Linked DNA regions of Homo sapiens: region 2 is linked to region 1. The links are chromatin loops, found by intact Hi-C in ENCODE. Cell type or tissue: CD4-positive, alpha-beta T cell. All regions are shown on one strand. Each heading gives the region's core, and the rest is flanking DNA. Links, peaks and the distances in the headings are about the cores only.

Region 1 (5,375 bases), core at 87-5,086:
GTCTTTGAATACCATGGCACCCTTGACTTCTCAGGAAATTCTAAAATGTGTTAGTGGAAAATCCAAACCCACATGAGACTTCTTCAAGAAAAGCTTTAGCTGTGTCTGCTAAGAAGCAAAAGCAGGTTAGATTTCAGGACTAGGATTACTTCCAAAAAATACACAAATGTGAAAATAAAGTTCTCCGGGAGTTCTCTCCTTTTCCTTCCCAGCACTCACCATAGTTTACAGTTGGAGTGTTACTTGTTTGTTTACTTGTTATAGCCTGTCTTGCCAGCCAGAGTCTGGGTGCCAGAATATAAAGGGTGTGTTGTTCTTGCTGACCACAATATCCTAGTGCCTAGTTCAGTGCCTGGCACAGAGTAGGCATTCTGGAACTGTTGAATGAATGAATGAATGAATGAATGAATGAATGAATGAAAAATTAGACTGCCCAGATAGTCAACAATTAAAAAATGGTTAAGTGAATGATAGCAAACGCTGTCAATGACAGCTTCAGCCGCTTAGGAAAATGTTGATGATGTAACATTAAGGGAACTGGTGCAAGCATTGCAATTACAATGCTTAAAAAGTGCTCTGCGTAAACAGGGCCTGGAAGAATATAGAGACAAATGAGAACAGCTGTGGTGCCGGAGACACGAGATCTTGCTTAAAATTTTCCACTCAGTTTTGGCAAACCGTAACAACCTTGTGGCTCTTCATATCCTTGAACCTTGAAATCAATCTCATTTCTAGAGACTGCTGATAAGAGTCGGAAAGACAAAGCTTTAGGTAGTAATCTGTTACTGGTGAGTAACCTCTCTGCGACAGGCACTGTCCTAAGCATTTTGCATACATCATGTCATTTAATCTGTAAACCAGCTCTGGGATGGGTCCCATTGTTAATCACATTTTACAGATGGTGAAGGAAATGGCTACTACTCCGAGAAGAGAAGGCGCTTGCCCAAGTCACAGCTAGTAAAGGCAAAGACAGGATTCAAACTCAGAGTGGTCTGACACCAGCACCAGCTCCCAACACCCACACTTATTCACACACCAAGACTTTGTCCACAAAAATACTCAACATACATTTAAACACCAGCGAGTTTAATCCTCAGCTCTGTGAAAATTATATGCAGGGAAAAACACTGGAGGCAGATATGCCAAAATATTAGTAGTGGTTATTCTGGGTGATGGAATTAAGGGTGACTTATTTTCTTCTTTATTCTTTTCTATAATTTCCACATTTTCTACAATGAGCACGCGTTGCCTTAATAACTGGAAAATCAATGTACTTTTAAATTAAAATTTTACCTTAGTTGTTATTTCTCAATGCTCAGAGTGTTCTTTCTCTAATAGAAGTCTGACCATGTCAGTCCTCTGTTTAAAACCCTCCTGGGGACCCCTGAAGCTATATGGGAAAGAGCTTGTTTTGTTTTTGTTTTTGAGACAGGGTCTCACCCTGTTGCCTAGGCTGGAGTGCAGTGACACGATCTCCACTTACTGCAACCTCTGCCTTCTGGGTTCAAGCGATTCTCATGCTTCAGTCTCCCGAGTAGCTGGGACTACAGGCACTCCCCACCACACGGGTTAATTTTTGTACTTTTAATAGAGACAGGGCTTCGCCATGTTGGCCAGGTTGGTCTCAAACTCCTGACCTCAAATGATCCACCCATCTCGACCTCCCAAAGTGCTAGGATTACAGGCGTGAGACACTGCGATCGGCCGGGAAGGGGCTTGTTTTGACACTGACCTCACCATGTCTTCACCACTCCCATCCCATCCACATCCCAACACCTTGTCTCTTTCCCCCAGATGGACTTGCTGTAAAATGGACTTTTACAGCTGTCAAAGTCAATTGACTTTTTAAATTTTTAAATTGACGTTAACAGCTGTAAAAGTCCATTTTACAGCAAATCCATTTGTGGGGAAAGAGACAGGAGGAACAAATGGTCCAGGAGAGAAGGGTGTGGGGAACTTTTGCCCCAGCTGGTTGTTTCTGCCCTATTAGTATCAGAGGTCGCCACCAGGTGGCGCCCGAGGTCCAGTTTTTAAGAGGGAGAAGGCTGAAGCGCCTCTGAATCGCGAGCTCTGCCCAGCTAAGCTTGCAAACACACACATTTTTGCACCTCTGGGCTTTTGCCACTATTGCTCTCTCTGCTGGGTGCACCCTCCCTCACAGCTCACCTGACCCAATCCGCTCAGTTTATCCTTCAGGCCCAGCTACAAAATCTCCTTTTCTTAGGGTATGGCTGAGCTCCCGGGGGCATCCAGTTCCCGGAAGGCGGCGTGGCCGATCTTAATGAATGAGCAAAAGGCGTCATGTTCAGTTTCAGGTTAACTTTTTCTCTAATAGGTTGTTTCTTTCTTATTGTCAGTAGTAGCCATTGTTCATGGAGCACATCTGTATGTCGAGCCTCGTTGTGTATTTGGGCATTTAACTGAACATTATTTTCCCCACAGCACAGTTTAGCCTGGAGGCTGAGCACGAGTTGAGTTCTGAAGCTGACAGCCTGGGTTCAAGTCTTATCTCTCCCACTTTCTGGCTGATTATACTTAGATAGGTTACCTGGCTCTTCTGTGATTCTTTCCTCACTGTGAAAAGGTGAAAATGATAGTACCTACCTCCCGGTGTTCCTGTTACTTTGAGGATTAAGTTAGCCACCACATGGAAAAGCATTTAGAACAGAAACGGCCGGCATATACCAAACCCTCAAGTAACCTGTTGATCTCTGTTATGCCCCTATGTCCCTCTTGGCTTTATGATTCTCTAGAAAGCAGTGACATCCCCTCCTCTTGGATCTGCTTTTATGACCTCTCCACCCCATGCTAGGCTGCATTTCCCCATCCCCACAGACCAGGAGTTTCTGGAGGACTGGGCTGTGGTTGATTCAGTCCCCTGGGCCCCCAGCACAGGGCCCAGCACAGAGTAAATGGCACTTATGGAATTGGATTATGAATTATTTAGCCTGGGCATTGTTGCCTTAGGTTTTACAGTTCTGTATCTACAGGTATGTCAAGGGATATAGGGGTGAAAGAGGAAATTACCGAAACAAAACAGTTTTGACATTTTTATTGGAGGGTAATATACACACAGAAAACTTCGATGGATTTTCATAAACTGAAAAGACCGAAGAAACCAACACCCAGATCAAAAATCAGAACATCCCCAGCACCCTGGAAGCCCCACCCTAGGGTAATTGCTTTCCTGACTTCTAATAGCATGGATTAGTTTTGTTTAAAATAAGATACATTTTAACTGATTCCAAGTTTTAAGAACCCACGTCATACATTATGTGCTTAGGTGGAGAGGCATAAGGCCAGAGGCTATTTTCAAACACAACAGCAGACAGTGGGACCCACAGTGACCAACAGCCCACTGGGGTGGGGCCCTGCTTCATGGCTTGCAAAATGCCATATGATATCTGTGCACCGAGTACCCCTTTCCACTTCTGCACACCCATGTGTCCATGCTGTGCGTGGAAGTCAAGGAGGGACGTCCCAGAAGAGGGGACAGGGACAAGAGCAGGGCGCCTGGCAGAACCGATCACTCAGGGAAAGGCCCTGACAGGTGAACTAGGGAACGTAAGGGGGTGCTGGGTGTGGGCAGGAGGGGTGTGGTAAAGACATGCAGAGGCTGGCAAGCTCAGGGTCAGAACAAGCCCCTTCACTGCCGGCACAGTGGCTCACACCTATAATCCCAGCACTTTGGGAGGCCGAGACAGGCAGATCACTTGAGGTCAGGAGTTCGAGACCAGCCTGGCCAACATGGCGAAATCCCATCTCTACTAAAAGTACAAAAATTAGCCAGCGTGGTGGTACATGTCTGTAGTCGCAGCTACTCAGTAGACTGAGGCATAAGACTTGCTTGAACCCAGAAGGCAGAGGTTGCAGTAAGTGGAGATCGTGCCACTGCATTCCAGCCTGGGTGACAGAGATCGTGCCACTGCACTCCAGCCTGGTGACAAAAACAAAACAAGCTCCTTCCCATAGCTTCAGGGGTCCCTAGGAGGGTTTTTAGCAGAGGACTGACTGGTCAGATTTCTATTTCAGAAATAAAGCTCTGCACGTTGAGAAATAAAAGTAAGTTAACATTTATTGTCCTAAACCCTTTACGTGGATTATTGAGTTTATGGCTCACAGCAACTAAGGAGGTAGACAGCAGTGGTCTCCCACTTTATAGATCAGGAAGCAGCACAAGGAAAGTAAGTGGGTGCCCAAAGTCACTCAGCTGGAAGTTCTGGAGCTCATATGCCAACCCGGGCCCAGAGCCTGACCCCTAACTTTATTCTACCTTGGAAGAGGGCTTGGGGGCAGAATCGGGGTGAGGAGACCAGTGAGGAGTCTACTGCAGTTAAGCAGCCCAGAGGTGGTGGGGGGCGGCTGTGGGAAGGGGACCGAGATAGGAGGGAACTGGGGCCCTTCCTGCTGCTCAGGCTCATCAGCATTGCCCTTTCCTCAGGCACCAGGAGCTTGGACTGGGCTCCCCTCTCACCAGCCAAATTTCAGAGACTCCCAGTTTCCTCCTCCTCCCTCCTCACTGTCCCCAAAAGACTCATCCTTCCAATGCTTTCACTTTGCCAAGGAAGAAGCTTAGGAGATGGCAGTAAGTCTGGGGTCCCACAGCCCTGGTCTGTACCCTGGGGCTCAACAACTTCATGAAAGGGTCTCTGGAAGCACTGGGGAGCCTGCCCCCTCTAGTTATTATCCTGAGGATGAGTGGAGGTGATCCTGGCTTCCTTCCCCCTGGGCCTCTTCCTCCAGGGCATCCCTGTCCCTGGGAGATTAGCTTGAAGCTGCCATCAGCCTCAAGGATAGCACCCCCTTGTCTTGGGGGGATGAATGGTCACTAGGAGACCTCCAGACTAGCAACACCTCCTGTGGAGCCCCTGCCCTGGGAAGCCTCCTGGAGAAGGCTGATGGAAGACAGAGGTATCTTTGGGCAGCCACACCTGGCACCTGGTGGACAGACATACCTGGAGGGGCAGGCCGGAGGGAGGTGAAGACAGCTTTAGGGAGAAATTGGAGCTGCAGATGGAGGCCTAATCTTGTCTGCTCTGAGAAAGAGCCCTAGGAAAGAAAGGAAGAGAGAGAGGAGTGGCGGGAGGGAAAGATGGAGGAAAGGAAGAAACTTACATTTGCTTAACACTTCCAGTATATTGGGAACTTGATATAAACAAACCTTCACAGCAAGATTATAAGCCTCTGTAGTGTAGAGCAGGAATCAGCAAACTTTTTCTGTAAGGACTATATAATAAATATCTTAGGCTTTGTAGGTTCTGTCACAACCACCCAAGTCTGCCATTATCATGAGAAACCAGCTACAGACACCATGTAAATGAATGAGCTAGCATGGCTGTGTTCCAAACTTTATTTACAAAAACAAGCAGGAGGCT
Region 2 (5,375 bases), core at 127-5,126, 370 kb after region 1:
GATGCTTTTGCCTCGCAGCTCTTAAGATTCTTTCCTTCATCTTGACCTTAGATAACTTCATGACTATGTACCAAGGCAATGATCTTTTTGCAATGCATTTCCCAGTGTTCTTTGAGCTTCTTGTATTTAGATGTCTAGATCTCTAGCAAAGCTGGGGAATTTTTCCTCAATTATTCTCTCAAATATATTTTCCAAACTTTTAGATTTCTCTTCTGTCTTGGGAACACCAATTATTCTTAGCTTTGGCTATTTAACATAACCCCAAACTTCTTGGAGGCTTTGTTCATTTTTTAAATTCTTTTTTCTTTGTCTTTGTAGGAGTGGGTTTATTCAAAACCCTTGTCTTTGAGCTCTGATTTTCTTTCTTCTACTTATTTGATTGTATTGCTGAGAATTTCCAGTGCATTTTGCATTTCTCTTAAGTGTGTCCTTCATTTTCAGAAGTTATGATTATTTTTTATTTATGCTATCTATTTCACTAGAGATTTTTCCATTCATATCCTGTATCTTTTTTTGATTTCTTTAAGTTGGACTGCATCTTTCTCTGGTGCCTCCCTGATTGGCTTAATAGCTGATCTTCTGAATTCTTTTTCTGGCACTTCAGAGATTTCACCTTGGTTTGGATCCATTGCTGGTGAGCTAGTGTGATCTTTTGGGGGTGTTAAAGAACCTTGTTTTGTCATATTGCCAGCACTGTTTTTCTGGTTCCTTCTCATTTGGGTAGACTATGTCAGAGGGAAGTTTGGAACTCAAGGGCTGCTGTTCAGATTCCTTTGTCCCACAGGGTTGCTCCCTTGATGTGGTGCTCTCTCCTTTCCCCCTGAGATAGAGCCTCCTGAGAGCCAAACTGCAGTGACTGTTGTTTCTCTTCTCAATCTAGCCACCCAGTGAAGCTACTGGGCTCTGGGCTGGTATAGGGGAGTGTCTGCAGAATCCTGTGATGTGATCCCTCTTCAGGTCTCTCCGCCACAGATAACCAGCACCTGCTCCAATGGAGGTAGCAGGGGAGTGAAGTGGACTCTGTGAGGGTCCTTGGTTGTATTTTTGTTAAGTGTGCTGGTTTTGTGTGGACCTCCAGCCAGGAGGTGGCGCTTTCAAGAGCACATGAGCTACATTAGCACATCAGCACATCAGTATAGGGAAGATTAGGCAGGGGGTGGGGCCATAGGGCTCTCAAGGGATTATGTCCTTTGTCTTTGGCTACCAGGTCAGCTAGAGAAAGACCATCAGGTAGGGGCAGGGTTAGGCATGTCTGAGCTCAGGCTCGCCTTTGGTGAGGCTTGCTGTGGCTGCTGTGGGGGCTGGGAGTGTGGTTCCCAGGCCAATGGAGTTATGTTCCCAGGGGAATTATGGTTGCTTCTGCTGTGTCACACAGGTCACTAGGGAAGTGGGGGAAAGCCGGCAGTCACAGGTCTCACCCAGATCCCATGCAGCCCACAGCCTGAAAGGCTGGTCTCACTCCCAAGGTGCTCCCCCGCCCCCACCGCCCGCCAGCAGCAGCGAGTTTATTTCTAGGTAGCCGGTGAGCAGGGCTGAGAATGTTCTGCAGGCTCCAAGCCTCTCAGCTGAGAAAGCAAGCAAACTCACAGTTCCTCAGTTGTCCCACAGAGCCTGCAGCAGCAATCCACCTCCCTCAAAGGGTCTGTGGATTCTTTCAGCTTTCCTGGTATGTTCTTGTGGCAGTTCTTAGAGCAAAAGTTCATGGTGTGTGTCTACACATGCCACTCTGTCCGACCTAGTGGGGGCTGCAAGTTAGTTTTGCCTCCTATCCGCCATTTTCCCTCTATTGGAAGTACACTTGAAGTGAGAGTACCTTTGGAAAAGATTGGTGACTCTTGGAACTGGGTGAGGAACTGGGTAGGTAACCACAATTGAGCCCTTGGCAATCTAAGCTTCCATGGATCATCTTTCTTCTGCCCAGGTAAATCATCTCTCAGATTGCGTTCCCTCCCTTTGGTAGCAGCTCCCTATTGACTTATTCAGGATCTGATTGGGTTAAGATGCCTTGCATCCTTTTTGGGACTATATAAGACTTTTTGTCTTTTTTGGAAAGTTATTTCTTTTAGAAAGACAGTTTGTCTTTCTGGTCCTGGTAAGTGCACTTTTGGTTTCAGTTTTGTTCTGACTTGTTTGTGTATGCTTATACTTTCATTTGCTGCTTGATTCTTTTCTTCCTCTATTTCTAAACATCTTTTGAAAGAAAAATTTACTTTCTCAAAAGGTAGGCACGAGTTGGCCGTTTAAAAGCCATTAGGGCAATTGCCACCATTCTATGAGGGATGTCAGTATCCGAAGAAAAAAAATCTCTTGTCAGGATAAACTAGTGCACAAACAGCCAAATTACCACTAGGGGGCCTGCCAGTCTCAAGAAAAATTTTGCGCGTCTGGGGAAAACTTGCTCATGGGACAGGCAATGAGAGTGCAGATTGCTTGCCAAGTAAAACAAAAATCCGGTGCCAGGCACACTGTAAAACAAAACACCAGTCCAAACGCCTATCATTCCCTGACAGGGCTCTGCTCTTCGGGCTTTTCTTTTGCTCTCAAGAGATTAATAAGCAGAATGGGATCCCAAAATCCTAAAGCACGTAATTATAATCCTCCTGGGACCCCTGCAGGCTCTATGTTTTAAAAATTATGGTCCTTTGTCTTGTGTACAATTTTAAATCAATAGCTATAGCACACCCAAACTAATTTGGATCCTCAATGGTCATACTGGGGGGCATTTGAGCTCCCCAAACTTGTTTTGTTAGAACAAAATTAGAAGACTGTGGTCCTAATATTAAGCAATCTGAATGGGAAACATACTTTAATTGGTATCTCAAAGCTTCTAAGTACATTCAGGATTCTACAATTGCCTCCTTATGAGATACCATGTCAAAATTAACTGAGACAAACAAATAGTTAAGGAAGGACAAGGCTTGAGGATCCCAGACTTGTTCCTCGTTGGAGGAGACCTCCTCTTCTCTTTCCCCTGTTCCTTCTCTCTATTTCTTCTTTGAGTGAATTACCTTTCCCTCTGGATTCCTCAGCTCCCACTACCCCTGAACCTGGTCCTGTTAAAACCTGTCCCTTGAAAGTTAAATTCACTGATGATTCCTCTAAATCCTAAATTTCTTTTGTTCCTTGGAGCAAGGCTGAACTTTAAGCCATTGCCGCAGAATTCCCAAAGGTCATGGAGACCTTTCAAATTTGCTGATAAAATTAACACAGTATTATAATTTCGACTTATCATCCAGGTTTTTCTTACCTGTGCCAGTTGGTTCATATACTTTTTGTGAAGGCCAGGCCCAATATTGAATGGCCCAGGCTCCTTGATGTGACCCTGAGAGGGCTTTAGGCAAGAATACCCCAAAAGACTATGACAGAGCCTGAAGCACAGTGAGCAAGCAAGCAGACAAACAAACAAAAACAACAAAACTTCATGAGGCTATTCTTGAGGCTTTTCCTGAAACCTGAGATGAATAAAATCCAAGACTGTACCCAAAACCTAATGAACCAGATTACGACTATTACAGTTGGCTCCGGGTTGTATTTGTAGAAAATTCTGGATTACCTATGGATGCCGAATCTACTCAAGTAGGCTGTAATTCTAAGTTTGCAAATGGCCTTTCTCAAGAACTTTCTCAGCTTGTCAAAAGAGTACACATGGAATGGAAAACTATGTCCACTTCTGATTTGGTTAATCTGGCAAATCACCTTGCCTGCACCCCTGAGGACAGTACTAAAAACCACTAACATTCGTAATGTTACAATTACAGCAAACTGAGGCTCCCAGACATAACACTAGGCAGAGACTCCCTGGGCTGTGCCAACGTTCCAGATGGCTGGAAGAGAGATTGCTGCAAGAGAAAGGGGGAATTTCATTCCCAACTCCCCCATCTCTTCTCCCATCTGAGACCACTTTCAGTGAAGGGGCTCCAAGGACTTATGGGGGATTTTCCCACTTCTCCCACTTAATTTTCTGAGTGAAATGATCCTTCAAATTAGGAGTGTTTTTTTTTTGGCGGGGGACAGAGTTTCTCTCTTATCTCCCAGGCTGGAGTGCAGTGGTGCGATCTCGGCACACAGCAACCTCTGCCTCCTGGGTTCAAGCGATTCTCCTGGCTCAGCCTCCTGAGTAGCTGGGATTACAGGTGCCCACGACCATGCCCAGCTAATTTTTTTGTATTTTTAGTAGAGACGGGGTTTCACCTTGTTGGGCTTCAAACAACTGGTCTCGAACTCCAGACCTCATAAGCCACCTGCCTTGGCCTCCCAAAGTGCTGGGATTACAGGCATGAGCCACCACATCCGGCTGGGAGTGTGGTCTTAACTGTGCTCATTGATGCCACAGCAATATTTTTCATCCTTAATCCCCCTAGCCTCAGTCAGCCCCTGCCTCAGAGTAATAAAAAGATTACAAATGGTGAGTTTCCAAAAAGCCACTGACTACTTTTGTTTCACAGCCCATTTCTTTCCATCTTGGTCTTCTCTCCAAGACACCCACACCTTTTGCTTGTTAATTCTGCCCCGCTCCACCACCTTGGATGTGATTTTTTTGAAAAATACCATGCTAAAATTTCTTTTTCCCAAGAGGGGGAAATAATTTTAGAATTTGATAAACTAAACTGTCCTCACTCAACAGACTCCCCCAATTCTGTCATTTGTTATGTCATTCCCTGTTCAGAAAACAAAAATAATGTCACTCATTTAGTGCTGAATCAAATACCTGTCTCTTTAAAGGCAAAATCATTCACTGATATTTTCAAAATTCATAGTGTACCTCTTATTAAAATCCAGATTAACCTATTAAAACCCTTGCTTAATATTAAACAGCCACTAAACCAGATGGCACTGCAAGGTATTAAACTTATTATAAAAGAATATAAAAAACAGTCTCATTATTCTCTGTACCAGTCTTTGGAGTACCCTGATCCTACCTACTAAAAGACCAAACAACCATGGGAGGAGGTTTGTTCAGGAACTCTCTCTGAGTTATAAACCATAGTATTATTACAAAGCACCCAGTGGTTCCAAATCCCCATACTGTATTAAATCCAATACCCATTGATAGCAGATTCTTCACCATCACTGATCTGTGTATTACATTATTCATTATTCCAGGGGATCAAGCCAACCAATATCTTCTTGCCTTCACCTGGGAAGGCCAACAGTTCACCTGGACATTAATGCCTCAGGGGTTTACTGAAAGTTTTTCCTATTTTCTCAAATGTTAAAGGCAGACTTAGAGGATGTAATTTTTCTCCAAGGCTCTTGTTTACTACAATATGTAGATGACTTCCTTCTTTGCTGTCCTTCACAGGCAGCCTGTGAAAAAGACAGTGTATACCTATTAAAGCAAGTGGCTGCTTAAGGTCATAATGCCTGTAAAGAAA

What was found. Hi-C counts contacts between places; a loop is a spot of excess contacts. Peaks named below come from ENCODE experiments on the same cell type or tissue, not always from the same donor. Only the 100,000 strongest peaks of a DNase experiment are listed, where the experiment ranks them.
Region 2: it touches region 1 in a loop (2.5-fold over the local background); 41 of 110 quality-filtered maps call a loop at or near these places.

What each region holds. Positions count from the first base shown.
Region 1 is chr9:122,097,460-122,102,834 of GRCh38, forward strand. No RefSeq gene overlaps it. Among named protein-coding and RNA genes, the nearest start is that of TTLL11, 6.8 kb to the left of the region's middle. In CD4-positive, alpha-beta T cell, for the core only: CTCF peaks have their summits at 2,017 (motif pointing right) and 2,225; a DNase peak (open chromatin) is centred at 2,032.
Region 2 is chr9:122,462,829-122,468,203 of GRCh38, forward strand. It overlaps a transcript of OR1J2 not described here. Among named protein-coding and RNA genes, the nearest start is that of OR1J1, 12 kb to the right of the region's middle. RefSeq lists an enhancer at 922-1,423 and a silencer at 2,415-2,464. In CD4-positive, alpha-beta T cell, for the core only: CTCF peaks have their summits at 2,347 (motif pointing right) and 2,552; DNase peaks (open chromatin) are centred at 1,093 and 2,373; H3K4me3 peaks cover 1,381 bases; H3K27ac peaks cover 658 bases; H3K27me3 peaks cover 602 bases.